2 separate regions of the Homo sapiens genome follow, and region 1 is linked to region 2. Evidence: chromatin loops called from intact Hi-C (ENCODE). Cell type or tissue: heart right ventricle. All regions are shown on one strand. Links, peaks and the distances in the headings refer to the core of each region. The heading gives the core; the rest is flanking DNA.

Region 1 (12,302 bases), core at 1-8,000, 54 kb before region 2:
TACAAGTTGTAAGTATTTCCCCCTTTTTATTTTTGAAAATCAAGAAGCTTGATTTGGTGTGGTGCAATGGATATTGGATAAAAATTTGAAGACAAAATTGTTTAGTTACAGACTCAGGATAATAAAAGAAAAATATAAAAGAATGCTCAAGATACTGAAGTCAAGGTCACTAGTAATAAACTGGCTAGGTTGATAAACAATTTCCTGCCCATTTATAATGAAGGGCTAAACAAAAAATACCTGAAGTATATATAGAGTTTGAACTATAAACACGGAAGGAAACATGGGGCAGAACACACTTCCCTTCTCTTTCCAAAAACAAAAAACAATGCATGCTCTGATTTGCGTATGAAATACACCATGATAGAATTGAGATCTCCAATCTCCTTTCCTTTTAGCTTCCCCCTGCCAATTTTTATACAGATAATACACTGCAGATCCAGGCCTTTTAGTCAGTCTCCTGAGTCTCTGATATAGTTTTACTACTTACATAGGTTTATAGTCTCTCCACATTGTTATAAAGGAATGTAATAGATCATGTTTCCTTATATGACATTGGGACAGTTTGTTAGGAACCAATAGGAAAATTCCAAGCTAAATAAAAAGGAGCTTTGGCTCTTAGGATTCTCTTTTCTTCAGGTTAATCATATTTTAAAATTCTTTTTCAAGTTAGGTTGTTCGTGCTTTTAAGTTTTTTGTGTGTCTTCCATCACTTAAATATTAGTAATTTAATATGTTATTTGGTTCAAGATTTGATTGTGGATTTTCTATCATACCCAAATTTTATTAGTAAGACCTCTTAACAAGTCTTTAAAATCAACTGGAGAAGTAAGAGAACAGTTCATCGTTGTGTGGGTGAAACCCACGTTGCTGGTACAGGTGGCCATCATAGAAAAGAACATGAGGGAATTGTCCTGATGTCTGAATGTCATTTATTGTGTCTTCAGTTATCTGAACATCATCATCAATTATAGCCTGTGTACCGTAACCTGAGGTAGTGATATTCCTGAGGAGTGTGAAGAATTGGACACTGTGGATTACTATACATTGTCATGAAAGCCTTACAAGGAGGCAGCTTTTCTAGGCTTGACTTAATAACTTCAACCTAATTGCTTAGAGATTTGGATAAATAACCTAATGGCCTGACTCCTTTTCTAATGTTTTACTAACAGCTACTTCTAAATAAATATGGTCCCAGGATTTTAAAATTGTCTTTTCTATGCATTTTTTAAAAATGGAAAAAAATGCTCATTTTTCTCAACTATTGTGGAATTATTTTAATATTTCACAATATTAACATGAAATTCATAAAAGGATATTTTGCATTAAATTATAGTTTATAGTTCATAAAATAAGCTCTATAATCTTTATACTTGTTGAATGTAACTAGGAATTACCACTAAAATCCTAGCCAGGACCCTCTCCTAATCTAGATAGAATATATGGGCAGTTGTCCACACTGTGTGTTCTGGTTCTTTTTTGCGTAAGATCCAGTGCAAGTAGTGTCTTGGTAGGCAGAAACTGTACCCTCATGTCCAGACCACTTGTGTGTCTGCATAATAAAGCTGCGACTGGCCTCCATACATACATAGCTTAAGGCGGAGGTTGATGTCTTCACTAGGACATAGTCTATTCAAAGGCTGCTCTGTGAAGAAGGTAGAAAGTATTAAACCAGCCAGTAACTTTTTTTTTTTAACCTGATATCCTGCTCAGAAAAAGAGATCACTTAGGACCTTGTACCTCATCTACCTTTTGAGGTTCCTTCTGGGGAGGAGGGGGATTAAAGGCTGTCTTTATCATTTCAGAGTGTCTCTTCAAAACCAGTTCCATGACACTGAAAAGAGAGCACAGGAGTCGCAACTATGCATTGGTCCAAAGACACCCTCCTAAGTGTTCTGGCACTATCCACGTTCAGAAGGTGTTGAGGCCATTAGGTCTCTGGAGAAAGCTGCCTGGATTGGCCCCTACCACACAGCTTGTTACACTCCAAGAGCTGCTCCTGGGGTTTTCTTTTTTGAGGCTGTTTTGGCACTAATTCTTCTTGGTGATGACTCATAAAACAAATGTTGTTTTTCACATAGTTCCTGAAAGAGAAAGAGGCACTAATGAAAATGTCATTCTTAGTTTACATGAAAAAAATGTGTAGGCTATTATTTTTTAAACCACCCTGGGGCTTTAATGTTTTAGCTATGCAAAAATAAATACACATTTTTATTAGGAATCCTGCTGCATCATGAAATTCAGTATGCCACAGACTTTGGTCAATCTCATGCAAGGGGTAACGGTGTCTTCTCAGAATACAATCCCAGCAGTCAGCTCTGTGGGGAAGGATTCCAAGGATAGTATTACATACAGAGAACCAGTGGAGGTTTCATCCCAGACCTTATTTTTTTCCATTTCTCAAACTCCAGCAATGTGCCTATATTTATATCTCTTCTATCTTCTACGTTATCCCTTACTCCTGCATTAACAAATTTTTCTACAGGATTCTTCCCATCAGCATAAAAAGATGCTATTGTATTTTACCTTTACTAAAAATGAAGAGCTGCCTTTGAACCTCCCTTTTCAAATACCTTTTTCTGTAATTTAACCAATGATTTGAGTGGCCACAATATGTAGGTAGTATGGGTTGAGTAGATAAAGACTTCTGTTTTCAAGGAGCTTACTTAGATTTTAGAGGGGAGACGAGCTTATAACTTGAAGTAGTAAAAGTGCAAATGAGAAATAAACGGGGAAGGAGAAAAAAGGGTTTAGTTGGGTGGGAGAGGACAGACTGTATTATACAGGTGGCATCTCTCTAAAGCAGTGACAATGATCAGAAAATGGAATGAAGTTAGGGAGGGAACTCCTGCAGAGAATCCCAGAGACCTGAGAAGTTGGGGCAGGGAAACGGTTGGTATCTGGAGGGAAATCTGAGGAAGGTATTTTTTCAGGATGGGAAATACTGCAGCTTTGTGCGTGTGTGCGTGATGATAATCCCATAGGAGGGGGAAATTGATGCAGTCAGTGTACAAATGGAAGCATTGGCCTTTGCAACAAGGCAGTGTGTGTGGGCATAGATGTAGGTAGGTTAGAAGATCTTGTGGCAGGAGGACAAGGTGGTCTCAATTTATTTTCTCAGTGAACTAAAAAGCAAAATAATTAGAGTGAAGAAGTGGGAGGGGGTCCTGGAGGCTTGGGAAAAGTATTGGTGTGAAGTAATCATCTTCGAAAGTAGGAACGTCAACTCACCAGGGAAATGTGGTATATTGCAGGGTATTCCTCAAGATCTACTTGAGATGTATGTTCATAAGGTGAAAACAAGGCTTATCAGCATAGTTGTGTGTTTGATTCAGCCAGGTTTAGCTCCTTGAATGCAGGGTTAAAATAAACTAAGAGTTGACTTGGTCAGAGTTAAGGTTTGCCTGAGTGATGGAGGGAGAGAGAAGAGAGTAAAGGGAGAAGGGGAAATGCGAAGAAGTGGCCTTGGTGGGCCATGGAAAGTAGGAAGCAGGGTAAGGAAGGAAGGGAGAGCATGGGCCTCCAGGTCGTCGTGGGGCTGAAGACTTGTTGAAGTGCCAGTACTTGAGGAAGTGGGCTGGAGAGATGAGTGGTTAGAGGGTGAGTGGAATGCTTGTGAATGAAGCAGTGATTGGAAATGAGTCTAGGGCATGACCATCCTGCTTTTCTGTTCCCCTTCACAGCAAAATTGATGTAAGGAGTGGACTGTTGCTTCTTCACTTCACTTCCATTTTGTCCTCCAACCACATCAGTCAGCTTCTGTCCTCTCATTCCGCTGAGCCTGTGCTTACATCTGTCTTTGTGCTTGGCCTCTCCAGTCCCACCTTCCTACAACACTTCTGGCTTTCCTCCAGCCTCACTGTTGGCTTCTTTTCAGTCCCTTTTAACACTCTCTTCTTTGCTCGGTCTCTAAGTTTGGCACAAAACTGGGCCTAGTCCCTTCTCTCTCTGTTCTCTGACCAGATAAGCTTATCTGGCTTCAGGACTTAAATACCACTTATAAGCTGATGGCCACCCACATTTGACTCTAACCCCTAGAGTCTCCAAATTTCAGACTTACGTATCCAACTGCCTACTACTAATGTGTCTATTTGATGTCTAATGGACATCTCACAATATCTCCAAATCCGAGCTCTATTCTGTCCTGAGCCCTGAAACCTAGTCCTCTCTCAGGCTTCTGCATCTCACCATCTGTCCAGTTTCTCAGCTAAAACTTGCAGTGTCATCCTGACTACTTCATTACCTTATTCTTGTATCCATTTCATTCATGTTTTTTCATCTATTCAATGCCGAGCTTCGATTATATGCCAAGGAATTGTTCCAAGTGTTGGGAAACAACAGTGAACAAAATTCCCTGGCTTCATGGAATTTAAATATAGCAGGAAGAGATAGACAGTAGACCAAGTAAAATGTAGTGTTTCTGCTTTGGTTAAAACTGAAGGATTGGAAAGTGGGTGCAGAGTTGGCTACACAATTGGGATTTGAAATAGAGGGACAGGAAAAGTCTGTTGGAGGTGAAGCAGCAAGACAGGTGGATATCTAGGATAAGAGAATTCGAGGCAGAGAAAACAAGTGCCACGATCTGGAGCCTTGAGCATGCTTGATGTGTCTGGGATGCAGCCTCTGGCCTGTGTGGCTGTGAGAGAAGAAGGGGAGATTAGCAGGCTGTGCAGGGCTGGAAGGGCATTGGAAGGCTTCTGCTCTTGCTGGAGAGCCACTGGAGGATTGGAGCAAAAGAATACCTTGATTGCATTTTAAGGGGTCATTCTGGCCACTGTGTAGAGAACTGATGGGAGGGGACAAAGGCAGAAATGGGGACCAGTAAGTGGGTATTGCAGTAATTCAGGATGGAGATCATGGTGACTCAGACCAGGGCAGCCGTGAAGGTGTTCAGGCTCTGGATATATTTTGAAGTAAGAGCCAACACAACTTCCTGATAGACTGAATGTGGAGTATGTGAGAAAGAGGAAAGACTCCAAAGTTTGTGGCCAAAGTAGTCGGATAACATTGACATCAACTGAGGTGGGTAAGGCAGTGAGTAGAATAGGTTTGAGAACATCACAGGTTCAATTTAGGGCATGTGAGGTATTAGGTATCTGTTAGACATTTGGAAAGACATGTAGAGTAAGCAGTTGAATAAACAAGCCTTGAATTCTAGAGAGATAGCTAGAGACATAAATTTCAGACCCTGGCATATCAATGAGATAAAAACTGTAAAACTGGCTGGACGCGGTGGCTCACGCCTGTAATCCCAGCACTTTAGGAGGCCGAGGTGGGTGGATCACGAGGTCAGGAGATCGAGACCATCCTGGCTAACATGGTGAAACCCCGTCTCTACTAAAAATACAAAAAAATTAGCCAGGCGTGGTGGCGGGCACCTGTAGTCCCAGCTACTCGGGAGGCTGAGGCAGGAGAATGGCGTGAACCTGGGAGGCAGAGCTTGCATTGAGCCGAGATGGCACTCCAACCTGGGCGACAGAGCGAGACTCCATCTCAAACAAACAAACAAAAAAGAAACTAACATTGACTGAGATCAACTGGCTGGTGAGGGTGATAGAGAAGTGGTCAGGGGACTAAGCCCCAGGGCACACCAACTTTAAGAGAGGAAGCAGAGGAATAGAGACCATAGGTAAGAGATAACCAGGGGACGGGTCGCAGAAGGATGTGAGGCAAGCATTTCAGGAAGGACTATCCCCAGCCAAGAGCACTATCTCCAGTCAAATGCTGGGGATAATCTAAGATGAGGAGTGAGAATTGACCACAGAGTTAACCAACATGGAGGTAATTGGGATGTTAAAAAGTAATTTCAGGAGCGGAGTGGCCATAACAGTCTCACTGGAGCAGCTTCGTGAGAATGGGAAGAGCAGAAGCACAAGTGATGACAGCGAATATAGACAACGCTTTAGAAAAACTTGGCTATACATAGTACCCAAGAAATAGGGCAAAAGCTGGAGAGAAAAGTGGCACAAAAAGACCTTTTGTTTTGTTTTGTTTTTAAAAAGATGGAGAAAGAATCATAGCAGGTTTCTGTGCTGATGAGGAGTAGGTAAAGATGCAGATGATGCAGCAGTGAGCTGGGAGAATTGCTGGAGAATGTGCCGGAGAAGGGAGAGAGGAGAGAGGGGGTGAAGGGGGCTCTCATAGGAAGGACTGCATTCCTACATAGGCCCTGGAGGAATGGTTGTGTATGTGGAAGGGGTGGAAGTTTCCCCCTGATTATGTCCATTTTCTCAGTGAAGTCAGAAGCAAGGCCATCAGTGAGGAATGAGGAAATGAGGAGGTTTCCAGAGAGAAAGTGATCTGGAACATGTGTCTAGGAGAGAAGCAAAGTTAATTGACTAGGGATATGTGTGATTGCCACATGTGATTGAAGGCCACTTAAGGTCCGTGGTCATGATGGAAAAAGAGACCCAGCACTAGAATCGCATGCTTTCCCAGCCTCCTTCAGCTGGATGGCTGCAGACACTTACTATGGCACACTTTAAAGTGTAAATCAGATCATGTCACTGCCCTGCTTAAAATCCTTCAGTAGCTTCCACTGCAATTAGAATGAAACCAAACTCTTCACTCAGCCTGCAAAGCCCTGCACACTAGTCTCTACCTACTTCCTAACTCATTGTCAAAGATTACAGCCTTCTTTCCATTTCTGGAACAAGTCAAGTGTGTTTCTGACTTAGCCTTTGCACTACCTGTTTTTTCTGTCTGGATTTACTCCCCTATCTTCCAAGGTTGGCTCTTTATTACCCAGGTTTTATCTTAAATGTTACCTCTCAGAATAGCCTTCTCAGATCCGCCCAGTTGAAAGTAGTCCTTTAGTCACTTACTATCTAATCAGTATACTGGAAATCTCATGGTGATTGTACTCGCTGATAATGTTATTGTAGAACCTAGATCAGTGCCTGGCACATAGTAGATGCTCGATAAATATTTGTTGAATAAATGAATTGGATGGATGGATGAATGAAGAAATGACCACATCAAATTAACTGCTAAAAGTGAAAAGTAAGTTTGCCTCAGAACTGAAATATTTACAAAACATTAACTTGTTTGCTTTCTCCATTTGTGCCCACTTAAGCTGGGGGGAAAAGTAAATCACAGCTGAAACAGCAAATATGGCAAACATCACATCCCATTTTGAGTTTGTAGCTTGCAAGGCAGAAGTTCAAAATAAAATCTTTTCAAATTACATTATTGCAGAAATCTTTTCTGACCTCTCAGCTGAGTCACTGTTTATTTTATAAGAAACTTAACATCCTTGGAAGAATATTCGTTTTTTCAGCTTTTTAGAAATAGGGGTAGAACCCAGCTCCAAATGTAGAGGAAAATGCTAAGCAATGTGTAGTATCATGTTTGAAGTTAACTTGATACTGTAGTTTCCTTTCTTAGAAATAGACATTGGGATTTCTACATCAGGACGGTTACCTTGGTGACAAAAGTTGATTCATTGTTTTATTAACTTGTAAATTCATGAAGGCTCTCTTAACTCAGCAGTGTCCTTCCTCATTCTTCAAGTTCACCTCAGCTTCTGTGCACAAGCAGGTTCCATGGGCTTTCTACCACCTCGCATTTCCTTAACTAATTTGATAACTTACTGTATTTTTTTGTCTCTGACATTTCTCTGTTGGAAACCTTGTTTAACGTATACCCTTTAGATACTTTGGTCAATTTACATAAGCCAGGCTGCTCACATTGTCATTTTAAAAGCTTTTGCCAACCTGTTGGTTCAGCTCAGAAAAGCCTCTGGCTCACTAGTATTGCATGAATAGAAGTTAACCAGGAGGCAAAGGCGGGCAGATCACGAGGTCAGGAGATCGAGACAATCCTGGCTAACACGGTGAAACCCCGTCTCTACTAAAAATACAAAAAAAAAAAAAAAAAAAAAAAAAGCCGGGCGTGGCAGCAGGCGCCTGTAGTCCCAGCTACTTGGGAGGCTGAGGCAGGAGAATGGTGTTAACCTGGGAGGCGGAGCTTACAGTGAGCTGAGCTCATGTCACTGCACTCCAGCCTAGGGGCAACAGAGCGAGACTCCATCTCAAAAAAAAGTTAACCTACCATGTGACGCAGCAATCTTATTACTGAGTATATACCCAAAGGAAAATGAATCATTTTACCAAAAGGACACATGAACCCATACGTTCATTGCATCACTATTCATAATAGCAAACATGTGGAATCAACCCAGGTGTCCATGAGCAGTGGATTGGATAAAGAAAATGTGGTATATATACACCATGGAATACTACACAGCCGTCAAAAAGAACGAAATCATTTGTAGCAATACGGATGGAGCTGGAGGCCATTTTCTTAAGTGAACTAATGTAGAAACAGAAAAGCAAGTACTGTTTGTTCTCACTTATAAGTGGGAGCTAAACATTGGGTACTCATGGACATAAAGAGGCAAAAATAGACACTGAGACGACTGGAGAGGAGAGAGATGGAGGTGGGCAAGGGCTAGAAAACTACCTATTGGGTACTATGTTCACTACCTGGGTGACAGAGTCATTCATACTCCAAACCTCAGCATCATGCAGTAAACCTTTGTAACAAACCTGCACATGTAGCCTCTGATTCTAAAATAAATGTTGAAAAAAAAATTCTGAAAGCACCTTTTCCTTTTTGTCCTCAGTATTGGGCTTCCTCATGGTTTATAGCTAGTAGGGATTACTACTGCTGTAATGACTTTAAAATGTAAAATTGTTTTGCCATCTCATCTTTCATAATTGCCTTTATTTTTGTTCTTCATTACAAACCTTGCAGTTCTCCTATAGTCTGTTTAGAGGTCAACAGTACCTTTGGCTTTTGGTCCTCTCCTAATTTGCAATTTATAACTTTCTTGGAGAGGGTCTGGATTTAAGTTTGAGTAACTGCATGACTCAAAAGTAACAGAAATGTGATTCTTTCAAAAACATTTCCTAAGTCAGAATTTTAATAATTTAGACAGATTCTTTCCCCACCCCAAATTCTGAATTAATAAGTTCTGTTGGGTTTTAGATACCCACATCATATGTTCTTAAGGAATATCTTATTCTGGAAGCCTACTAGAAAGAAAGATTAGATTTTCTTAAGTTCTGTCATTGAATTTTCGTTTGGTTTGCAATTTGATACAATCTGGCAACCCTATATGAAAAAAAGGATTTGAAAGTTCTTAATCTTATACAGAACATTCTGCTTTCAAGTTTGACTTTTTTAAGAGAGTACAATGGGTTGTGATAGTAAGGGAGGCCTATATAGTTTCATTCAATTAATTAATTGCTACTTTCTCCCTGCCTCAATTTTTCAGTTATTTTTGTTCACAATAATTCACAAAATTTTACTTTTTGTGTGTGTGTGCTTTTGAGACAGGGTCTCACTCTGTCACCCAGGCTGAATGCAGTGGTGCAATCACAGCTCACTGCAGCCTCGACTTCCCAGGCTCAGATGATCCTCCTACCTCAGCTTCCTGAGTGGCTGGGACTACAGGCGCAAGCCACCATGCCCAGCTAATATTTTGTGTTTTTGGTAGAGATGGGGTTTCGCCATGTTTTCAGGCTGGTCTCAAACTCCTGGGTTCAAGCGTTCTGCCTGCCCTGTCCTCCCAGAGTGCTGGGATTACAGAGGTGAGCCACTACACCCAGCCACAAAATGTTTAAAGGAATTTTGCTCCCTGAGTTAGTAGATGAGTAGTTCAAAGGTGCATATACACAAAGTGGATTTACCATGAAGCCAACAAAACAAGTTATAAAATTGAACAGTGGATACTTTTTAATCATCTACCAGAAATCAATATTAAGCTAGGTAGGCATTGTAGGAGTTACATAAGAAAGATAATGGACAGAGCATTCCTGGAAACTAAAACTTTATTAATTAACAAGATGAAACCACAAGAGTTCTAGCCAATGCAGTATAGAAGTAAAGAGGGCTAGAAGATATTGAAAATCTAGGACAAAGGATTACTCTCCAGGGCTAGAGCTACTCAGGGCTTCGAGGATGAGTACTTGAGTTGGGTCTGAAAGCATAAGGATGTAGAGCTGAATCTTCAAAGTTAGCTAAAATGTAGGAACAGAAGGAGAAATCAGGAGATTAGAGCCGTGAGCTAGGAGGCCCTCCAGGAAAGAAGATTGTTTCACATGAGCTAAAAGAACTTCAAGAAAGAATAGGTTTGATAGATTAAATGTGGTCAGAAATTCTTTGCCCTTCATCTCATCAAGAGGTTAGGTCTCTTTCTTCACCTGTTGTATCTAGGCTGGCCTCAGGACTTGTGCTGACAATAGAAAGTGGTCAAAGTGATGTGTGTCTTCCTGATGTAAACCTCAGAGAGACTTGCAGCTTCTTTCTGCCTTCACTACCTTGGAAAGTTGCCCTGAGTTTGACATGTGAGGAAGCCACTTTGCCTCCTCAAGGATGAGAAGCCACTGGGGAGGACTGAAGCTCCCCATTGACAGCCAGCACCTACTGCCACCTATGTGATCAAGTCCCATGTGATTGTGGGCCCTCCTGCCCAGGGAGACATGTGAGTGAGCCCAGGCAAAGCAAGCAGAGGCACCACCCAGCCAAACCAAAGAATCATGGGAAATAGTTGTTTTCAGCTGCAACATTTGGGATGCCTTGTTATGCAGCAATGGATAATTGATGTGAAACAGGCATAAGGAAGGATGAGAAATGGAGGAATACCAATAGATTTGGAAGTCATCGGTGTCCTGGCATCTCAGTTATGGAAAAACCTGAATCCATGAGGAATGTTGCCAGTTTACAGGTGGATACATTGGCTTATCAAAGTCTGAGGCCATTGATTATTTAAATCGTGTTTGTAATTGATAGCCTTATTCAGAGTCTAATGCTCACCAAGAAATCCAATCATTTTAACCTCCACTTGGATAGAGCCAGGCAATGCGTTAGTTAGTCCAAGGATATAGCCAGCCTTCCTCACAATTTTATTTCCCATTGTAAATGAATCATTTTCATTTTATTTTTTTGAAAACAGGGCCTCATCTGTATCAAAAAAAATTAGCCTTATAATTTGATATTTACCTTAAGCTTAAACTGGGAGAATTTTTTTCTGCTTTTTCTAAAGTAAAATATTTTAAAATTTAGACCATCTAAAAGTGTATAAAGCACAAAGTGAAAATTTTCCACAATCCTACTTACTATACCCCCAATAAGCCAGGATTAATGGTTAGTTCAATATAAATACACATGCACACATATACCTACTAACAATTCACCTATCAGGTTTATTCTTCCTTCAAGTAAAAGCTGAAGAATCGCTATGCCCACAATATCTGTAATCATACATTTTTCTCTACTGTTTTCAAAGTATTTTTAAAAGAAAATCACAAATTGTGAAAATGTAGTTTCCTCCCATTATATTAAAACCCAACAATAAGTATCCCTGCATTTCTAAATGGAACGACGTAATCCTAGGAAGAGTAACAAGTTCTGCTTCATTCTTAGCCCCTATGTCTCACCTCTTCCCCCAGGACATGGTTTTGGCAATTAGAGCTACTAAAAAAGGAAAGGGAATTTTCTGCCACTCACTTCTAAATTAAATGTTTCACTTCTAAGTTAAATTGTTTAAACAATCTCTCCTTGTGAAATTTTTTAAACCAGTTTTCTAAAAGCCTATTCATATAAGAAACTTATCTTTCTTAAAATTACCTTAAATGTGCAATATTTAGAACAACGGTAGATGGTTAAGCCTGAGAGTTTTTCTGCTAATCTTAGCCTTAGCAAGTGTTTAGGGCACAGAGAAGGAGCTCTAAGTCTGATAGAGATGGAAAGGCTGAGACCCAAGTTCCTAGCCCAGTGTGAACATGGTATATCTACACTTCCGGGACCCACCCCAAACCCCAAACAAAGAAAACCTGTTGGGGGGAGCTAGAGAGGCGGAAGAAGTTCTGAGATGGTGATTGAGTAGAGCTTTAAAATGTTCACCCGTTGGTTGGGGACTGGGTGGGGGAAGCATTGGGGGGTGGTGGGGGATAAAAGACTACAAATTGAGTTCAATGTATACTGCTCCGGTGATGGGTGCACCAAAATCTCACGATCGCCACTAAAGAACTTACTCTGTAACCAAATATCACCTGTTCCCCAAAAACCTATGGAAATAAACTGTTTTTTAAATGAGATAGTTTTAATCAGTAGCACAGAAGATTCACATCCTCTGTACAACAAAATTAGTTTCAGGAAAAAATCAGGTAAAACAACAATAGTAACAGTTTCTTTTTCCGAAAAGAAATGCAGACAGTGAAAATATTAAACTTTGTTCTAGTAAAAATTATTACATTACAAAAAAGGAAAATATGGTTTAATGCTTTTTAATTACA
Region 2 (17,060 bases), core at 3,588-11,587:
TGTGATACAGTTTTTTTTTAATCACAATTGATGTCCCATTCCAAGACTGTGATATTGTTTTAATGTATATTCCCACCAACTCTCATATTGAATTCTAATCCCGAATGTTGGAGGTGGGGCCTGGTGGGAAGTGTTTGGGTCATGGGGGCCCTTATGAATGGCTTGGGCCATCTGCTTGGTGATAAGTGAGTTCTGACTCTGAATTCAGATAAGATCTGGTGGTTTAAAAGTGTGTGGCCCCTCTCCCTCCACCCCACTCTCTCTCTCTCACTCCAGTTTTCACAATGTGATGTACCTGCTCCCCCTTTGACTTCTGCCATGATTGGAGGCTTCTCGAGGCCTCCCCAGAAGCAGATGTCACTATGCTTCCTGAATAACCTGCAGAATGGTAAGCCAGTAAAGCCTCTTTTTTAAAAATAAATTATCCAATCTCAGGTTGTTGTTTTTTGTTTTTTTTTTTTTGTTTTTTGTTTTTTGTTTTTTTTGAGACAGGGTCTCACTCTGTCACCCAGGCTGGAGTGCAGTGGTGCGATCTCAGCTCACTGCAACCTCCACACCTCCCAGGCTCAAGTGATCCTCCCACCTCAGCCTTCCGAGTAGCTGGGACTACAGGTGCATGCCACCACACCTGGCCAATTTTTGTATTTTTGATAGAGATGGGGTTTCATCATGTTGCTCAGGCTGGTCTCGAACTTCGGAGCTCAAGTGATCCTCCCACCTCAGCCTCCCAAAGTGCTGGGATTACAGGTGTGAGCCACCACGCCAGGTCTCAGGTATTTCTTTATAGCAATGCAAGAACAGCCTAACACAGACTGCAAGAACCCCAAGCCCTGATAAACAGAAGCTTACATCATAGTGGCATTTATTGCTTAATTAACTAAAAGACCAAGTTGGGTTTGGTGTCTCCAAAGACTCACACTGTACCCATCCTCCTGTTCCCGTTTCCTCAAAGGATTGTCTGTTGTCCCCTGGCTTGTCACCATATGTGCAAGGTGGCTGCCGCAGCTCCAGGAATTACGTTCCCTCACAACCACATCCATAGGCAGGAGACAATAGAAGGAGGCTTGGGACAAGGATTTATCCTCCTGTGGCTCTCTCCTTTTATCAGGAGGAAAACTTTCAAGAAGCAACCTGGAAGACTTACTTAATATCTCATTGACCAGAGCCAGTGGGTGACTGGTCAAACTTGGCTGTGAGAGAGATTGACAAGTGCATGTCTGAATCTTTTAGTTACCCATGTAGGAAAAGTAGAAAATCAGAGGGGAGTTGGAATGGCTGTGGTATATTCAGTGTCTGACACACCTTATTCTAGCCACCTGGTTGCAGTTAGAAACTCCTCTCAGGTCTTTTGCACTGGAGGTGCAATTGATGTGCACAGCTGCTGGCCAACTTTCTGATGTCTGTATGTTATTTTTCTGGTGTGGTTCCATTGAACCAAGAAAGGAACTTTTTAATTTTTTTTTCTTCCACTTTTTGGTCCCCTGATTACAAATGAGGGAGATCATTCCTGGATTATTTAAAGCAGTCTGTATTTCTTTACTTGTCAAAAACAGTGGGTGCAAAACAAACTTCTAGAGTGCATTGCTCCAGTGGCTCTGAAAGGCTTTGTCTCTTCTTAACACTAGTTTCATATTTCAAAATGCAGTGAGTCACTGTCTTGCCTATCCAGCCCAGAGTTGTTGAAATCATGGAAATTGGAGTCCCTGAAGAGATACAGAAAGAGAAATGACAAGGCACAGTGGCTCACACCTGTAATCCCAGTGCTTTGGGAGGCAAGGCAGGAGGATTGCTTGTGGCCAGAAGTTCAAGGCTGCAGTAAGCTATGATTTTACCTCTGCCCTTCAGCCAGGGCAACAAAGAAAGTTGTGTCAAACAAAAAAAAAGAGAGAGAGAGAGAAAGAAAGGGAAGTGATAATGACAGGATGGGGGATGGGATTGGAAGAATCAGGTGTTAGGGCAAGAAATTCTGACCCTCAGAGAAAGCAGCTCTGAGGGTCTGAGGAGCTCTTTCCCTTCCTTGCTTGGTGAAGGTTCCATCTCTGTCAAATGAGGATGCACAGCGGCAGTCTACGGGAATCCAACATTTTACGGCCCAATCTTATACATTAGGCTCCCCATTTTATTTACTGTTAAATCCTAACTCATTGACAAATATTCGGGCTTTCAATGCTGTGGTGATTTTGCACTTCTGTCTGCATTTTTGTGGAGACTTTCGATGATAGATGGTAAAGAGGGAGGGAACCTGGAGAATAAACCCGCAGCTGTCTTTCCTAGAGTCCCCTGGCGTCTCCAGGAAGGGGATGCTCAATGTGTGTGAGCCTTGGTGAGCCATGGACATTTGAAAACCGACATCTCCGAAAGGATCCCCAGTCCACTGAAGATTATTTAATGTTGAAAAAATAGTAAAAGATGTATCTGTACTTCTCAATTTCAAATGTATATAAATGGGATGGAAAGTTGTTTTTTAAAAAATTCAGTGTGCTAGTGAGTACATAGCAACTTTCTCTCACTCTATATTTTCTAATCAATAAATATAAAACTGCGAAGACAATTTTGTGAGGATTTGAAGTTGTTTTTATATTTTAAAAGGAGTTGCTGCACTCAATAATGGTTGAGAATCACCAGTAGTGCTTTTTAAATTATTTAATTAGGGAAATGAAATGGGAAGAACATAAACTATATTGTGAAGGCTGTGGATGAAGGTCCTTTTAGGAAGAGCAATTTACTAAAATTAATACCTGAATGGCCACCTGAACACTAAGGGTTAAGCTCACCGTTATCATGTTGATAATGGACAGGTGGCCTATGGGAGAGAGCGAGAGGGAGAGAGAAAAGGCTAAAGTGCTCTATCGAATACAAAGGAGGGATTTTGATGAGAAAGAGAGTGAGACAGAGAAAGAGAAAGAGAGAATGAAAGGCTAAGAGAGCCCAGAAATAGAAAAAAAAAAAAAGTAGAAGAAAAGGTCAGGACAAGTTGTCGAGTTGTGGGGAATGGGGAAAGGGAGAGACACCAAGAGCTCAGTATGACAAGAAGCCTGAGGATTTTTTAAAAGTTGATTTATAAGAAACTCCTGGCTGGGTTAGGTGGCTCACACCTGTAATCCCAGCACTTTGGGAGGCAGAAGTGGGAGGACTGCTTGAGCCCAGGAGTCTGAGACCAGCCTGAGCAACATAGTAAGACTCTGTCTCTATTAAAAATACAAAAAAATTAGCTGAGTGTGGTGGCGTGCACCTGTAATCCCAGCTACTTGGGTGGCTGAGGCAGGAGAATTGCTTGAACCTAAAACATCAAGCCTGCAGTGAGCTGTGATTCTGCCACTGCACCCCAGCCTGGGCGACAGAGTAACACTCTGTCTCAAAACAAAACAAAACAAAACAAAACAAAACAAAAACCAAACACACACACACACCCCAAAAAAGAAACTCCTTATGGTGGATTTGACAAGAGAATTTTCAGGATGGGCCTACCTAATATTCAATTGCACTACAGCACTCTTCAAATTCTTAGTAAAAATCTACAAAGAGCTTATATGAATGGGATTCAAGAATATGAAGGAAAGGGGGCTGCTGTCATCTAAGAATGGATTGGAGCAGGGATAAGAGAAAAGACCAGTTGCTGGAAGTGGAGGGCAAGGACCCAGAAAAAGCAGGAAGTTGGTGCAGGAGGGTGATCAGAACCACGAAACTCCTGAAGTGTACTGTGTGTGTTTGGATGGGAGGCTGGTGGGGAGGAAGGAGGCATGTGGATTTAACCATAAGGGGCCTGCAACTATTTTTATTTTAAAATTAAAAGAATGGTGACACCATAAAGCTGTAGAATTTGGAGACATGTAAATGAGGATTTCTAAAACTCCCACTTCTGTCACCACTACCGTCACTTTTAGAAATTTTCTTGATTTCTCAGGCCAGGTGCAGTGGCTCACACGTGCAATCCCAGCACTTTGGGAGGCCGAGATGGGCGGATCACCAGGGCAAGAGATCAAGACCATCTGGCTAACATGGTAAAACCCCGTCTCTAGTAAAAATACAAAAATTAGCAAGGTGTGGTGGCATGTGCCTGTAGTCCCAGCTGCTTGGGAGGCTGAGGCAGAAGAATCGCTTGAACCCGGGAGGCAGAGGTTGCAGTGAGCCGAGATCACACCACTGCACCCTAGCCTGGCGACAGAGCGAGACTCTGTCCCAAAAAAAAAAAAAAAAAAGAAAAGAAATTTTCTTGATGTCTCTAAATTAATATGGTCTCCTTCCCAAGAATTCCTGTTTTCATGGTACTTAGTTCACAAAAGTTTTGTGACATCTTTTGTAAGCTAAGGAAGCTGTGCCTGCTGCCAGCTTCAGATTCCTTTGTCATCCTCTTTCCCTGCTTTGAACTCTGTGCTCCCAGAATTCCGAAGTATTGGAAGCTCCCTGAACGTGCCATTCTCTCTTCTCCAAACATGTTCAAGCTATTTTCCCTCCTTAGAATGCTCCGTAAAACTACTGGCCTCAGTTACACGTGCTCGGCTCAACTTAGCCATCCTGTCTTCCAGGAGTCTCCAGGGACTGGCTGAACTTCCCCCTTTGCTATCATAGATATTACACATAATACATGTATAATATCAAGCCATCTCCTCCATCAAAGGATTCCTGATCCCTCATCGCTCTCCACTAATTGGCAGTAAGCACCTGCACTGTGAGGATGCCTTTCGTTTCTCACCAGACTCCAGGGTCTGGCATCATATCTGATTCCTACTATCCACTCAGTATTTGCTGAATGGTTATCTTGCAGTTAGTTCGATTTTTATTTTTTTGATAAGTTGGTAAAACCTACAGACAAGAATAAAGGCCTGGGCACAGTGGCTTCACGCCTGTAATCCCAACACTTTGGGAGGCCGAGGTGGGTGGATCACTTGAGGTCAGGAGTTTGAGACCAGCCTGGCCAACATGATGAAACCCCATCTCTACTAAAAATACAAAAATTAGCAGGATGTGGTGGCAGGCATCTGTAATCCCAGCTACTTGGGAGGCTGAGGCAGGAGAATCGCTTGAACCCAGGAGGTGAAGGTTGCAGTGAGCCGAGATAGCGCCACTACACTCCAGCCTGGACAACAAGAGTGAAACTCCGTCTAAAAAAAAAAAAAAAAAAAAAGAATAATGTCTTAGATACATTTTTTTTTAACCCTGAAGCATCCAGCACTGTGCCTCTCATGTAGTAGGTGCCCAATATGTATTTGCAGAAGTAAAATGCTCTTTAGTTCAGCAATCGCTTCTTTACTCATTGACTCCTTCAACAATTAAGCATGAACTATGTGCCAGCACTGTCTGGCAGGCAAGTTTCATTGACGGCTATTGCAATCAGCCTTCATGGTTGCTGGCAGCATCGTGTTGAGATGTTTCCTAGGTTACATCTGGATTTAATGGCACTAGAAGGTGGTACTTGTGCCACATGGATGTGATCCCTCATGTGTAGGCTGGAAATACAGAGAAAAAGGCATGATTCCTACCTATTATGAATTGCACAGAACTTTCCAAGCACTGTCAGTCAGCTCAGAGCTCTGATAGGTGCATGAAATATATATTTTATCGAGAAACTTATAATCTTATAGAAAAATACAAGTTACATAAAAAGTTAGGGAATTAACTAAAACAGAATGCAAACAAGTCCTGAAATGAGTGTAACTGGAATCCAAATTCACAGATTGGAAAGTAGAAGCATTATTGCTGGCTGGTAATATGGGTCAAGAGAGCAAACCTGGACTGGATTTAGGAAAGTAAGGTTCAGATCACTGTGCTGTCCTCTAATATCTGTGCTACCCAAGACAAGTCCCTTTGCTTCTTTCCAGGAGGAACCTGGGCTTGAAGGTGAAGAACAGTGTGGAATCAGAGTCCTAATTAGTTACCGGCTAGACTTTGATAAGTCCCTTAAGGTTTGTTTCTCTCTGTGTCCTCATTCACAAGATAAAGATAATAATATTACCTCCTTCATAGAGTTGTAAGAATGAATGAGACAGAAGAGACCCTGGTACCTGGTAGTAAATGATTGGTAAATGTTAGCTGTTGTTCTTAGCCTCAGTTTCCTTATCTGTGAACTGGGGTGCCTCATGGGGTTGCTGTAAAGATCTGAAGGGATTACAGTAGTAGAACCACTTGGCCCACAAGAATCATTTAACAAAAGCTCCTTTAATCTGAATCTAGAAGGTAAAATCTTCATAATACGGAGGTAAAGCTTTGAAACAGTCTTTTACTGATAGCAACAGAAATAAAATAATACCTTATTTCCAGCATAACAATTGTGTCTTTCATAAATTCTTGAATTCCTTTGCTTTCAAAATTGGCAGTACCTACATAATTGGGCTTGCAGCATGAAAAATTCCTCCTGTGATTTTGTCTGAAGGTTTCTGCAGCTTAGTTTCCCAATATAAATAAAACATTTCATTAGTGTGAGGATGCTCTCTCACCACACAAATTGACCCTAATTACAACTTCCATTTCCCCTGTTCTTGAAAAACTTTGCACATCTGAAGCTGAGCTGTCATGGTTTTTTAATTAGTATTACTCATAACTCCCAACTCTAACTTCCATAAAGTGTGGAAATGTGTGTGGGAGCAAGACATTTTGTATAAAATAATAATGGGCACTGCTAACAGCTCCAGAGCCCAGTGATGCCAGGCAGACCTGAGTCATGAGTTGTCTGAGAAGCAGCTACTTCCAAGGCAATCACAATTTAACAGTTTAAAATTAAATTACACTTGCTTTACTTAAAAAATATATTCCTAAAAGTCAAACAAGAATTGCATTTTTCTCCGTGGAATTTTGGCAAAACAGTATAAAATAAATCATTGTTCAAAAATAATGAAATCTCCTAAAACTAGAATGATGTAATAAATTATTTTAGTCTTACTATTATTTCTACTAAGTTGTTTAGAATAATTAGGTGGGCAGCGGTGCCTCACGCCTATAATCCCAGCACTTTGGGAGGCTGAGGCGGGTGAATTGCTTGAGGCCAGGAGTTCGAGACCAGCCTGGGCAACATGGTGAAACCGTCTCTACTAAAAAAAAATATATATATACAAAAATTAGCCGGGTGTGGTGGTGAGTGCCTGTAATCCCAGCTTCTTGGGTGGCTGAGGCACGAAAACTGCTTGAACCCAGGAGGTGGAGGTTGCGGTGAGCTGAGGCTATACTCCAGCCTGGATGACAGAGCAAAACTCTGTCTTACATTTTTAAAAAGAATGATTAGTATTACTGGGGCATAGTCATTTAGCAAATGCATAAAATAAGTGTGCTACAACATGGGAAGAAAAATGATACCAGTGTGCAAAGGCAAAACAAAATAATACAGAAAAAAAATTTGAATTTATGATTTACTCTAAAGGTAATATATTTGACTCAGTTTCAGCTGGGAAGTATTTTGGGGGATGTCACGTTCAGTGACATTAACTGATATTGAGTACTTTTGAAGGGAAGAAGGGATGAAAAATCATCCGCATTTGATATTTGGTCAAATAGCCTCTTGGGAAGGAGCCAATTCCAACTTTTCCTTTCTCATCACCATAACTTGGTATCTTTTAAGTGGCTTCCATTGCATTAATTTTTTCAATAACTCATCCTTCTGGGGGAGACTGTTCATGAGAAAAAATACTGAATGAAGGAGCTCTGACTCTATTCAATTTTAAAATCTTATATAACCCGTTCTTGCTCATACACTGAGTAAATAGCTGTTTCAACTGTTGCATAGTAATGGAGGGCCCTTTAGAGCTCTCAGAACTTTTTTAACCCAAAGGCTAGATAGTACCGAGAAAATGCTCCCTATGAAACCGTGATTCTAAAATGAACTATTCTTGAATGAATAATAAAATCCTACATACCTACAGCAATTAAAAATTGCAATTTCAAGTTGGTGGATTCATCTTTTATCTACACATGCAAATCTCAGCTTCCTTCGGCTGCTCCAAGGTAGATTCAGTGTATTTTGAGTTCTGTCTCTACCAACTAGTGTAAGCTCTAGACCACTAAAGACCACCCTCTTGAGAATTCACAGGAAAGATACCCTGTGGGCTCATATTCAGGTCCTATCAGCTACCACCAGGCCTATTCCTGGGCTCTCAGCTGCTTCAGCAACTGTTGGTAATCTGACAGAGAGAACGGTGATGTTGAGAATATTTAACAACTAGGACAGAGGCACCGACCTATCAGAATGGCTGTAAAAACTGGTTCAGGCATGCTGGTGTGCACCAGCTAATCTCAGCCTGCTCAGATGGGCCCAACCTCTTGGCCGGCTGCTCTCAGGCTGGCTTGGTCTGGCTCTGCCAGGCCCTGGCAGGGCAGGCTTCCTGCAGCGTGTGTCTGCTGCTGCTTCAGAGCCTGGGAGGGGGTCTGTGGCAACCTCTCTGCTCTCTCTGGGTGACACATCCTTAGAGAGGAGCAAGACCACTGCCGCGTACGATGCATAGCACCCAGAGTTTGCAGAGAAACATCTCCCACCATGTTCGCAGCCTTTTCCCTTCCCAAGAGATCCCAGAGGAGCCATTTGCCCAGTGCTCACAGTGGTGAAAAGCCTCAAATCTAGACTTTTGATGTGATTTCCAAGTGAGGTTAAATGTACAGTCACAGAGATACGCTGACTGGACTGAAAGGGGAGATATTTATGTTTAAATCTGGTCTCATGACCACACAGAAGAGCAAGTGGTCCTCCATAAATGAACACGTCTAAAAATCCTGTCATTTCCAGCCAGGCACTGTGGATCACACCCGTAATCCCAGCAGTTTGGGAGGCCAAGGTAGGCGGATCACCTGAGGTTAGGAGTTGGAGACCAGCCTGGCCAGCATGGTAAAACCCCATCTCTACTAAAAATACAAAAATTAGCCAGCTGCTCAGGATGCTGAGGCACAAAAATCACTTGAAACTGGGAGGCAGAGGTTGCAGTGAGCCAAGATCGCGCCATCTTACTCCAGCCTAGGTGACAGAGCGAGACTTCATCTCAGAAAAAACAAAACAACAACAACAAAAAAACCTGTTATTTCCTTGGAAATACGTATCACAGTAGACACAATCATTGTTATCAGATGTTGACTTGTTAAATACATATGTTTTTAAAGCACTATAATTTTTGTCACGGGTTTTGATGCTTAATTGTTTTTAATATATAGAAAGTGTGGAAAAATGGGAATGGCCCAGCATCAAAAACTCTGAGATGCCTGGGTCTGCCCAAGGTAACTGGCCTCTTACTAGAATCTGTCTTCTCACAACCAAAGCTCTGACATCTGCCCAAGCTGGTTGGCCTGACTCCCTCTTCCCTAAGGATGAGTTTGTTTCCAAGTCTCCGTCTCTTTTACAAGTTGACTTCCCCTAGAGCTGACTGACGAAGCCTGAGAAAGCCAGGCCTGACGAAATTCCAGGGGGCCCATTTTAAGCTAAACCCGGGAGAACAGCACTCAGTAGGAACTTAGTTACAGTTACATCTTACATACTCACCACCTGCCCAGCTTCCATTTAGGAAAAAGGAGTTCACAGCTTTAAAAGCGTTTTGAGAACAACTGCCTTAGAATGTTCATCTGCTGAGCAGAAGCGTGTATTTCTTAAATTCCAGACTGTGGCATCTTCAGAGGGGATAAAGGACAGTCCTTTCAGCTGAGTTCGTGAGTCCCGTTCTTCATGTTCTGGGTCCCAGTGCCAGAGAGTTCTGCAGTGCTGACAACCTGCACTCATACAGTAAATATTGTTCTTGTTTTCTGAACCTTTGGACAGTTGGGGGTGAAGGGAAACTTAAGAGGACTCTGTCCCCAGCCAATTGTTTGGATCATGAAATAAAGGAAGCCTGGGAGCTGAAGTAGAAGTCAGTATTGAATCTCCTGGGCCAGAGGCCACCAGGGTCAGTTCTGCACCATCCTCTGTGTGACCGTGGGCCGATCACACATCTTTTGACCTCAGATTTCCCTTGTGTGAGTTGCTCCATCCGTCTAATATCTCACTTCATTTATATCTGTTGTCAACTCTAGGCACCAGAATTTCAAACTGAGCTTAATCCTGTCCTATATTAAGATGGATTGGAACATGTCCATGAAAGCTGAAAAAATTTACTAAAAATGTAACCACTTTGAGTCATAGCTTATTGAAAATGAATTAAGTTCATTAGCTTCTAGTCATTGGAACAAAGCATTCTTTTCAGTTAAAGAGGGTTAGTCAAGAAAGACCTACCAAAATTTTTCACTGTGCACAATAGCATCAAGGGAGTTCAACTGCAGACCTTAGGGGGTTGGTTTTGTTTTGTTTTTCAGTATCTCACATGATTTAATTACCTTGTCCTGAGTTATATAACTCATTCCTCTTTGTGCTTTGATTTTTCCATCTAGGAATGTAGAAAAGCTTGCTACCTTCAAATGCAGACATATTGTGATAATTGTTGAGCATAATTTAAATACTCTGAATGTCTTAAATGAAAACTATGGAAGTTGAAAATATGAAGAAGCCAAAAGGAGTATTTGACAAATATTACCTCATTAAATCTCAACACCTTCATAAAATAGATGAAGATACAATCCCAATATTAATGAATGGAGACTTTAAGTAACTTAAGAAAACCATACAGCAAGTCTGCACTATGCATTCATTTATACATATGTATGTATAATTGCTTTTGGGTGCCAAAAGATGTTTAAGATAAGTTAAGAAAATTTACAAAAGTAGAAAATAAAAGGTTTGCATTCATCTAAATGCAGATTATGTATAGCACAAATCAAAGTTGTATTCATCTGACATTTTAAGGAAACATTCAGGCTTTCTCTTCTACAAAATGAAAGTTAATTTAAAATTAAATTTGAAAGATAATTTATGGTACTTATTCATTTATTATTTCTTTACAACATAAACAGTTGCACTTTAAGTTGAATTTTGTGCATGTAACCAACTATTGCAAATGTAAATACACATTATCTTTCTTCTGGATAATTGTGAATTTGTACAATATAAGCTATTAAGAGCACATTGTACCTTCAAAGCCATATCAAAATAAACAGTCCATTTTTAATGGTTACTACAAAGGCTCTTCCTAGGCAGTTTCTTTTCATCTTCTTTGTGACATTATCACTGACTGTATTTAGTGAGCCCTTTTGTTAACATCACCACCTCAGCTTGCTCTGCAGTCTAGACTGCAGCTCATGTTCCCAGGAATTTGGAGAAAAGAACTTTGCAACTCTTTCCCTTTATCTCCAAATATAAGTTTCCCTTGCCTGCTCTTAGGGAACTTGTGGGCCAATGAGTAGCAAGCGCTTAGGGAAAAGGGTACTTCTGCATAGGAGAGGACAGGCCATATTGAAAGATGACCCCAGATATTCTTTTATTATTATTATTATTATTATGTTAGACAGAGTTTCACTCTGTCACCCAGGCTGGAGTGCAGTGTCATGATCTCAGCTCACTGTAACCTCCAAGTGATTCTTGTACCTCAGCCTCCTGAGTAGCTGAGATTACAGGCATGTGCCACTATGCTCAGCTAATTTTTTTATTTTTCTGTATTTTTAGTAGAGATAGGGTTTCCGCTCTGTTGGCCAGGCTTGTCTTGAACTCCTGGCCTCAAGTGATCTGCCCACCTTGGCCTCCCAAAGTGCTGAGATTACAGGCATGAGCCACCACGCCCGGCCTCATTCTTGACGAGAAGTGTGAAAGCAAGAGAAGAGATCAGGACATGGAAGATGGAGGGCTTCTCCACTCCTGAAGAGGGCCGCTTCATGCCTCGATGTTAGGGGTCACAGGTTCGATTCCCCAAGATCAGACAAACCCACAAGGCAAACGTCAGTATTAGGACCATTCCCAAGAGAAAGGCAGATGTCTTTTGTATCATTTAGTGTATTGGATTTTGCATGAAATTTCTATATGCTGCTTGGGAATGTAATATCTGATTAAGAATACACAGCTGAGGAAAGTAGTAGGAAAGAGAAGATTTTTTGTGTTTGTTGTCATTTCATATTACAATTACTTTCTATTCCTTGCAGCACAAACTAAATGAGCAGGAAGAGGCAGCAAAAAGCGTACAATGTATTTGTGGGAATTGTAAATGTGGAAGTGAAGACCAGCCTCTGATTTATCAAAGATCATTAAATGAATTAAAACTTTTCCAAATTTCACCTTCAGAAGGTCATCATAGCAAACAAACCTCAGTTTGCAAGGCCAGTTTTAAAGAAGGCAGAACCCAGCAAAGCAAGCGTTTCAGGCTCTGAATAACGCTCAAATTCATCACAAACGTGCTGGGAATTTAAAAAGGAAGTTTGTGTTCTCATTGATTACATAACTAATAATTTTATGAAGCCTGTTTAAAATACTGATTTTTAAAACAGTGGTTATAATGTCAACTGGTTACACAGTGTCCATTTGTGACAATAAATGAAAAAGTGTAAGCAAGCGTGTGCTTGTGTGTGTTTACAAATGAGACTATCTTTGCCAGTGGACCGTTCCAATATGAAAAACATCCATACATTGTATTATGTAAACACAATCAAGGGGACCCATCATACCAGTGGTGGATGTGTAACCTGTATTTTCTTGGCACATAAGGTTCCACCAAGACTTCGATCTTCACAACATTACAGCTCCGAGCTGTCCCACGTCCCACCAGACCCTGTCCCCTTCTCTCCACTCATCCAGCGCGCCCACATGCGCGCGCGCGCATACACACACACACACACACACACACACACACACACACACACACACACGGGACTCAAGAGACAGTACACTCGGGAGATGAGTACAGCTTGCTTCTCTGCGGTCACCCGAGCACTGCAGGCTCACTTTACCTCTCGCCCAGGGAGGATGCCGGCTGCCGCTGCCCTCCGTCTCCACGGCTGTCCCCTTCTGGTTCAGCAGACTGGGGCCCTCGGTGTTTTCAACAGGTACCATGGTCACGTAGAAGTTACAGCCGCTTCCCCGCCACCAAACCGCCCCGACCACCCCCGCTCCCAGGAGTGGTCACTTTCCCCATAATAGCATGCTAAAGAAGAGTGTGGGGAAAAACTTCGGGCAAAGCTAATGTGATTTGTGACCAACTTTGTTTCTATTTCCGAAGGCTTTGCCCTTTTCGGTGACACAGGCTGTTGCTATTCCAAGCAGCCTATCACAGGCAGGGGGAGGGCCGTGAGTCAGAGGATTGTTTTTGCCTTTAGATGCAGAGTTGGAAGCAAGGGGTTAAAAGAAAGGGAACTCAGACGGAGTGTTTGGCCATTAGCTAAGGGTAGCTCTTGTATTCTAGCACCTTTGAAAAGAGGCAGAGAAAGGAAACATGCAGATTTAAATGCAAGCTGAGAGTGGGGATAGAATACTCACAGATGGTATCAGTTAATCTTGCAGAAAGAGGAACAATTTATGCAAAGACATACCAGAAGGAAAAGTGTGTCAATTTTTCAGCAAGACTGTTATTCCAAAAGTCATGGTATTTACCAGCTTACACAAAGCATAAAATACCTTTATTGTTTCAACCTGATTTTGGTCTAGGTAAAGGCCTATATCTTTCTCTCCAAGGCCTTTCAGATAAATCACAGCCTGAGACCAAAAATACACAAACTCAGAATGCACAGATTCTTTAGACTTTTTATATGCTGAGGTTATAGCAAAGTAATCCATTTCTTAATGCAGAATTGTCTTTAAGAGACAAATTAACACTGAATCCTCTGTTAGGTTTCATGTTTGCGTAGGTAGGAGGAGGATACTCCTCACTCAGAGAGGCCAGACTAAGTGGCCCATTGTGTGCGTGTGGTGGACATGTAATCTCAAACAAAATCAGGTCATGAGAGAGGATCTTTTTCTGATTTGTGAACATATTTATAAAAAAGTCTTACAGGGTTATGACATTTTACCTTCAGTTATTCATTCAACAAATCATGTTTATTAAAAAAAAAAGCCTTATAGAGGAAATTGAGATCATCTTAAAAATCATTTGGAATAAAAACTAACATGTGTGGAGCACTTATGTGCCAGAAATTGTGCTAAGCGCAATAACGCAGATGATGACTTTGAGGCAGGTACCAACATTATAGAAGAGGAAATGGAGGTTGGGTAACTTGGCTACAGTCTCACAGCTAATCAGTGGTAGAGCTGAGATTATGAATCCAGGAGGTCTAAAGCTGTAACTCTCCTATATTCTAACTTCCCAGCCTTGTCCTTCTCTAATTTTCTTGGCTTCCTATGGTTTCAGACCTACTCGACTTTAAGAAGATGCCGTGAAATATGGCTTTTAGTCATAGGCATTTCTCTGGACAGAAAAACAAATTTGTGCTTGTATAAGCAGAAGCTAAATTTTTGTTACTTCTTTTCAACATTTTAACTGAATCACTTCAAAGTTCTAAATTCACTTATTTGTACATTTCCTTTGCTTGTCATTAAATAATTCTATATTTTTCTTATCTTTCAGGGAAACAGGTAGCAAATGGAAACAAACCTATAATAATTCAACTAGTCTTTATTATGTACCCGTTGTATGTCTGCTGATAGTGCTAGAAAATGGAAGTCCTCCAGGCATAATCCAGGCCCCTTATGATTAAGAGGGTGAGAAGTTCAGAATCCCACACATCAGTGTCCCCACTAAAGAATGTGTAACGCAACCATGGTTTGAAACAACTCATTTTATTTGTTCCCAGGGTGCATTATAATTATATAGGAGTCCCAGTTTCTATCTGTGAGACACATATGTTTCCCATAAGTTCTCTATATTCTCTTGGCTTCTAACTTCTTTCTGCTCAGAACCAATGACCTCATTAGGGGGAAAATGTTCTTGCAATGGGTTAGTTGTATCATTGCTTTGTTTCGTGATCCCACAACCTGTGTTTCTAGCAGCTTCTTGGCCCCATGGGAGTGTTAGAGTGTTTGCTATAGTGCTTGACTAGACAGAAGACAAAACTAATTCCAGAATACTTTACTATGGTTAAAAGCAGTTCAACAGTTCTCACTCTGTTTTGTGTAGCCAAACCATACAGGAGATCCACAGGCATAGTAAGCCAACCAGGAGTCAAAAAGAATGCTCAGCAATGCAACTGACAACATCACCTCCTGGTGCTCCTAATTCTGTTCTTTATTCTGCTGGTGACCTGACCGGGGCCACTGGCTATCTCAAGCTCTGTTTGTACTTACCTCAATCTCTTAACTCAGAGAAAAGTTTAGGGGAGAAAATTTTTTTCACCCAGACTAGAGGGGGGAAACTCTGCCTCAATTCTGTTACGAACCCTGTACTTCTCCTTCCCAGCCTTTTGCACACCATAATGTATTTAATACAGTTAAATGCGGTGATTCAATTAAATCTGCCTTTTCTGCTAGATTGCAAACTCTATGAGAGTATGGACTATGTTTGTTTAGTTTATTATAGTATTCTGCGTGTCTGGCACTCAGCAAATACTCAGTAAGTATTTGCTGGCTGACAGACTGATCCCTGTAAATCCAATAAACTTTAGCAACACTAGAATGTATGCTCCAAGAGGGCAGGCACCTATTTCTATCTTGCACATTCGTCCAGCTCCTAACACAATGCCAGGCATGCAGTAGACACTTAATAAATATTTGTTAGATAAATGAGTGCTCACAAATAGAGCTTTTAGTGACTAAATAACTATTTAGTTTTTAAATATTAAAATCCATATGATGATTGCCTATGACATTTTGTCCTTCCTCTCTGTTTCTGCCAATTCCTTTAGACCAAGTATAACCACAGGCTATCCATCTTCCCTGGAGTTTGAGCCACTTCCATTATTAAAATCTGTTCCTCCACTCAAGGAATTCATAATCAGCAGACAGCAGACAGTTCATTCTTCATAACCCCAATAATTTTGCTACATACCACTTTGGACCACTGCTCATAGGCAATGCTACCAAATCCAAAAACACCTATCCTGACTTATAAACTGGCACAGCGGGGAAGAGGGGATGAAAGACAAGCAGCTTCACAGGGCTCGTAAACATCTACCATAGAGCATGCCTATTTTCATGGCAATTTTTTAAAAGCTTCACAAAAACCTTGTGAAGTAAATACCGTTACTTCCATTTTGCAGAAACTGAAACCGAGAAGTTTATGAAACATTTCTAAGATCAAAACATTTTCCAATGTTGAATTATAAAAATTTGAATCCCACAGGAAAACCTACACTCGACATTTTACCATGCTTGCTCATTCACATCTATATATAACAATTCTTCCATCCATCAGTCGATCCGTATTAGTTTTTATACATATCAAAGTAAGTTGAAATACTTCAGAATGCATATTATTAAATAGAGTTCAATACTAGGTTCTTTTTTTCAAGACAAAAAAGCTCCAGAAGCAACCAATTTTCTGATATTTTTCCACATAGATTACCTTTGCTTGTTCTAAACCTTAATTCATATAATGGAACCACAGAGAATGCAGCCTTGTGTAAGGAGTCTTTCACTGAGCATAGTTTTGATATCCATCCATGTTTTTATGTATATTAGTAGTTCATTTTGTTTATTGCTGAATAGTGTTATATGGGTGAATACACCACAGTTTATCCATTTTCCTATTGATGGACATCTGGGCTGTTTCCAATTCTTTGCTATTACACATAAAACTGTTATGAGCACTCTTGCACAAGTCTTTTTATGCAGAACATAACATTTCAGAGCACAGCAGTTCAAGTCCATTTGATTCCAAAACCCAAATGCTTTTCACTACACCGTATTGTTTCCCTGCAGTGCACCCTGCAGTGCACATTGATGTGGAATGCACCTTCTACAATGGTTCATTACAGTGTAAACACAAATGGGAAAATATGGTCTTTATGCAAACAAAAAAATTCCAAATACAAATTCACTTCTTGTTTAGCCTAATTGCAATAAAATATTCATCTTGGTATGATTGTTTGGAAGGATGTTTATTATTTCACTGTTTATACTATCTAAATAACTTCTCTATCTGAAAGTTTTCATTATGACTTCTTTCCTTAGGTGTAGAATATTATCACTCATAACATGTTGATTAAAGTTCCTCAAATTACAAAGTAAGTGTGGTTAAATTTATTATGGTATGTTCACTTGCTATAACATGTGATAAATCATTAAAAGAAAGACAATGTAGCAATGCAAGAAA

The links. A loop is a pair of places that touch in the nucleus more often than their neighbours do. Peaks named below come from ENCODE experiments on the same cell type or tissue, not always from the same donor. Only the 100,000 strongest peaks of a DNase experiment are listed, where the experiment ranks them.
Region 1: it touches region 2 in a loop (2.1-fold over the local background); 9 of 110 quality-filtered maps call a loop at or near these places.

What each region holds. Positions count from the first base shown.
Region 1 is chr6:133,989,225-134,001,526 of GRCh38, forward strand. TBPL1 (TATA-box binding protein like 1) reads left to right here. Exons shown (of 7, transcript NM_004865.4): 7 at 1-1,208. It overlaps SLC2A12 (solute carrier family 2 member 12), which reads right to left. Exons shown (of 5, transcript NM_145176.3): 5 at 1-2,084. The coding sequence ends at 1,931. Among named protein-coding and RNA genes, the nearest start is that of TBPL1, 42 kb to the left of the region's middle. In heart right ventricle, for the core only: no CTCF peak of the experiment used is centred there; no DNase peak of the experiment used is centred there; H3K27ac peaks cover 965 bases.
Region 2 is chr6:134,039,610-134,056,669 of GRCh38, forward strand. SLC2A12 (solute carrier family 2 member 12) reads right to left here and starts at 13,015. Exons shown (of 5, transcript NM_145176.3): 1 at 12,769-13,015. The coding sequence starts at 12,871. In heart right ventricle, for the core only: no CTCF peak of the experiment used is centred there; a DNase peak (open chromatin) is centred at 8,262; H3K4me3 peaks cover 900 bases; H3K27ac peaks cover 3,679 bases.